Linked DNA regions of Homo sapiens: region 1 is linked to region 2. Evidence: read pairs that join two places in POLR2A ChIA-PET (ENCODE). Cell type or tissue: HepG2. All regions are shown on one strand.

What was found. ChIA-PET counts read pairs that join two places held together with the same protein. Peaks named below come from ENCODE experiments on the same cell type or tissue, not always from the same donor. Only the 100,000 strongest peaks of a DNase experiment are listed, where the experiment ranks them.
Region 1: POLR2A ChIA-PET joins it to region 2 with 7 read pairs; 2 of 35 experiments call an interaction of 5 or more read pairs at or near these places.

Annotation. Positions count from the first base shown.
Region 1 is chr2:227,450,233-227,452,732 of GRCh38, forward strand. No RefSeq gene overlaps it. Among named protein-coding and RNA genes, the nearest start is that of MIR5703, 21 kb to the right of the region's middle. In HepG2, no CTCF peak of the experiment used is centred here; a DNase peak (open chromatin) is centred at 1,299.
Region 2 is chr2:227,361,516-227,364,015 of GRCh38, forward strand. TM4SF20 (transmembrane 4 L six family member 20) reads right to left here. Exons shown (of 4, transcript NM_024795.4): 4 at 523-2,497. The coding sequence ends at 2,209. Among named protein-coding and RNA genes, the nearest start is that of TM4SF20, 17 kb to the right of the region's middle. In HepG2, a CTCF peak has its summit at 2,438; no DNase peak of the experiment used is centred here.

The DNA.
Region 1 (2,500 bases), 89 kb after region 2:
GTTAAGATATAGTGACAAAAGGAGAAATCTCGAAATATGCTACCAGGTGGCTTAAAAATCACAGCTGAATCTATACGGTCAACTTGGCAGTAAAACACGTTACTTATTTCCTGTTTGGGAAAAATACCGCACTATGCTTCCTAGATTCAACTGAATTATGAAATGCAGAAATTGAAATGGGTACAAAAAGTATACTATTTTTTTATCCCTCCCCCCCCCCCCCGTTTCCTTTCTTCTTTCCTTCCTTTTTTTTCTGACAGCATTCACACATAGAAGAAAAGTTGATTCAATGCATCTGGATTGTGAAATAAAGCATAAGGTGTGGACAGGCAGTACAAGTATTGCATACTGTTAATGTTTAATTAAATATTTGAAATCAAACAGTTGACTTAGCAAGTGCTATAAAGAAGAGAGTGTAGATTTTACTAGCTTCTCCATAGCTTGGAAAAAAATTCAGATTGTACCAACCAAGGACAGGTTTTCAGTCGTAAAAGCTAAACATTATTCCATGGATGGCTCCTAGTGGGTGACTTTGGCTCCCTGGCTGCACTGCCCATGTGACTTTACAGATCAGAAAACATCTTCTACTAGGCGAGTTAAGAGGGGGTCAGACCAATGAGTGGCTAATTTGTAAGGATTTCACTTAACTGAAAGACACCCTTCTGAGTGCTTTCTAAACCCCATTAACAGAAATTAGTGTTAAAAGTTAAAAACCAGTAATAATCTGACCTTCAAGCATGCTATACTATAAACTGAACTCTCTATTTTCTGGCTACTGCATTTTCCACTACCAGCCCTAGCCCAGGTTGCTTCCTCTGCCTGAGATGTTCTTTCCTCCCAGCGCCATGTGCACTCCAAATCCTGCCCATCTTAACTGCTACTTCCTCCAAGAAGTCTCCCTTCCCTTATCCTTCAAGACTGAGGGACTCATGCCTTCCTGTGAACTGCCTTAGTGAATTATCTCACCCCTCTTGTGACACTTCACTTTCTGTCTTGTTTTAAGATCTTTTGTGTTTCCTTTTTTATTCCATTTTATTATATAAAAGTCCTTTGTGGAAAGGACTTGCACCTGGTTCCTTGTTCCATTCCCCACACCACATGGCTCGGGACTTTGTACACTGTTTAGCAGATAACAATTTAAATGAATGACCCATTAGATATCATGTTGGTGTCTGATATTTGTTCTACCCAGAGTGAGTCCATCTGGAGGGTGAGATAATGTCGTTCAGCTCCTTTCCAACCCCATCAGCAGTCCTAGGTGAAGAAAGGCAAAGGCCTGTTATAGATCAACTCCCTGGACTAATGTTGCAATCATTCTCTTTGCAAACATGTGTCAGCGTTTCTGCTTCCATATCTTTCTACATATCCGCAGTGAACAAACTCCCTAAGAAACACTGGCTTATTGAAATGGGGCATGTTACTAAATACACAGCATTCTTTTTATCTCCCTTCTCTGCTGTATAACACACCAACCTCCACTTGCACATTCAGAAATATAAAAATGATTACATTATGTAAATCCAACCCCTTTGTAGGGATCACTGCCAGAGAGATGTTAAAATGACATTACACCTGACCTTTCTGAAAAGGATAATGCTCCAGAAGTAAATTCTTACAAATGAGGATGGACAACACTTGGAGTTCTTTTTTTTTTTCTTTTTTTTTTTTCTTTGGAGTCTCACTCTGTCACCCAGGCTTGAGTGCAATGGTGTAATCTTGGCTCACTGCAACCTCTGCCTCCTGGGTTCAAGTGATTGTCCTGCCTCAGCCTCCTGAGTAGCTGGGATTACAGGCGCCTGCCACCATGCCCAGATAATTTTTTCTATTTTTAGTAGAAATGAGGTTTCACCATGTTGGCCAGGCTGGTCTTGAACTCCTGACCTCAGGTGACCCACCTGCCTTGGCCACCCAAAGTGCTGGGATTACAGGCATGAGCCACCATGCCTGGCCAACATTCAGAGGTTTTTTTTTTTTTTCTTTTTTTTTTAAAGAAACCCCTATTGGCTTGTTATTTTATATAAATAAGCATTTTGATTAAAAGAACTATTTGAACTGAATATTTTCTCCCACAGAATGGGAATTAGATTTCTTTAACTTAGCCTGGCTTAGGGTCTCTCTGTCTTCCTTTTTTTGAAGATCTGAAACTCTGGCAAAACAATGTCATATTTTCTGCTAATTTGTGGTTATTGTCCTTTTGCAGGATTTGAATCTTATATGAAGTTTATTTTGTCACCAGGACTATATACCAGAATTTGAGTCTCAGCTGGTATCGGTGGGGGAAGGCCATGGTGGTCTACTGGACAGCACCTGGAAAAAGATGGCATTTGAGTTTGGGCTATGCCACTACTGGCAGTTTGGTTTGGGGAAAGCCAAGTCTTCGCCTCTCAGTCTCCTATCTGAAAAATTGAGACAATAACAATACATATTTCCCAGAATTTTTGTGAGATTTTAATGAGATAATGCATGAGAAAATGCACTGTATACAATACTATACAAATAC
Region 2 (2,500 bases):
AGCTTATAGTCTAATGGGGGACAGTGAAATTTAAGAAGCAAGCACAAAGGAAAATGCAATCATCATTGTGATAAATGCTGTAAATGAAAGCATGGTAAAAGAGTAAAGGGAAACCTAGTTTTCATTAGACGTTTAGGAATAGCCTCTCAGAAAAAGTGGTATTTGTGCTGAAGTCAAGGATAAAGAGTGCTGCCAGAGATAAGGCAGGTGGGGGTAGGAATGGGGCTGGAGGTGGGGAAATGAGAGGCGTTGCTAAGGACCTGAAGAGGTGAGGGCTGATGAACGTGGTTCCTGTGCTCCTGAATACTATAGTGATGGACGTACAAACACATGTATGTTACATTATGACAGGAATGATAATAGAGGCTTGGGTAAGTGCTGACTTGGTTTATTGGATCATGAGCACTGGGAAGGCTTCCTCAAGTAGGAGATACTTAAGCTAGGCCTTAAGGACAAGTAAGTATTTGTAGGGGTGTAGGAAGAATGTTTTTATATAGTAAATGTTCAGAAAAAAGGCTTATAAGCTCTTGATGTTACTAAATTTATTTAGGCAGCTATAATGTAGGTACTGCAAATTATTTCTGGAACCTTAAGCCCAATGAACATAAACAATTGAAATATAGAAATAACATTCAGAAAATTTTAGATTTTTAGCTTTGCTGTTTTACAACATTTTAATGTGATAAATACCCTTGTTATCCTGTTTTTTAAAGATTGGCACATATAGAAAATAGCTTTTGAAAGTCTTGGGTTTTTCTAGGTATTGTTTTTTAATTAATGAATAATGTAAACATAGGAAAATAGGAGGGTATAATGAATTGCCATGTACCTGTCACCTAAATATAACAGTAAACATCTCCCCGTTGCTTTTGGTTGAAGTAATTTTAAAACATATAAATATGCATTTCTTTTTTTAAAAATGAGGACATTTCTGTATACAGGTTGAGCATCACTAATCCAAAAATTCAAAATCCAGAATGCTCCGAGATCCAAAACTTTTTGAGCCAGTAACGTAACACCACAAGTGGAAAATTCCATACCTGACCTCATGTGATGAGTTGCAGTCAAAATGCAGTCAAAATTGTGTTTCATGCACAAAGTTATTTAAAATATTGTGTGAAATTACCTTCAGGCCAGGTGTTCAAAGTGTGTATGAGACATAAATGAATTTTGTGGTTAGACTTGCATCCCATCCCCAAGATGTCTCATTATTATAGGCAAAATTCCAAAATCCAAAAAAATGTGAAAGCCAAAACACTTCTGATCTTAATCATTTTGGATAAGGGGTACTCAGCCTTTATACTATAAAACCATTATCAGACCTACCAAAATTAACAATAATCCGATTCTTCTACATACTCCTCCCAATTATCTCTGACAAAGTTTACATGTGTTTAGCTGAAACATGCCTCTATTCTCTTAATCTATAACAGTTCCCTCAAAAATATTTTTCTTTTATAACATTTTCCTGTTGAAAATTGGGCCATTCTGTGCCCGCTGACCCACTTTTTGGATTTGTCCTAGTGTTCCCTGCAAGCTGAGAATTAGATCTAAAGACTTGATTGCATTCAGGTTATGTATTTATTCTTTAAAGAAATACAATAAAAAGGTCCTGTCCTTTAGGCGCGATGGCTCATGCCTGTAATCGCAGCACTTTAGGAGGCTGAGGCAGGCAGATCACTTGAGTCCATGAGTTCGGGACCAGCCTGGGCAATATGGAAAACCCCCATCTCTACTAAAAATACAAAAATTAGCTTGGCATAGTGGCACGCACCTGTAGTCCCAGCTACTAGGGAGGCTGAGATGGGAGAATCACCTGAGCCCAGGAGGTTGAGGCTGCAGTAAGCTGAGATAGCACCACTGTACTACTGTACTCCAGCCTTTTTTGAGACCCTGTCTCAAAAAAAAAAAAAAAAAGTCCTGTACTTTTATTTTCAGGATGACTTCCGTTCCTTCTCATCCTCCTTCCCTTCTCCTTTCTCTACACACAGTGAAGAGGTAAAAAATTTGAATAGTACAACACAAAACTAATTGAAAATTCTCTCCACCTTTCCCAAATCAACCACTGATATGAGAGTGTTATGCATTTACAACGTGCTTTCTACGTGAAGGGTTGATTTTTTAAATCATCTCAAAGATGACTTTGAAAACAAGTGTACTTCTCAAATTAATTCAAACTACTGATACTTACATTTTATTCCCATTAAACTACACAATTTGACTTCTTCGCTTAGAGACTCCACACAGACAGCCAAGGAAACCGATGACTATCTGACTGAGCCCAAACAGGACCTCCAGAATTCCAACAAGCAATAGACCTAAAAATACTGAGAAGTGGATAAGCCTATGTTTGTTTTCTTCAGAATCGAAGTGGAAACTAGATGCTCTCCAGCCACTCGCCATGGTGTCGTTACTGGTGGGTTTATTGAAACCAGTAGGAGGTGCACAAGAGTCATTGAAAAACCACTGCAAGTTGAAGGATTCTGGATGAATGTCACTG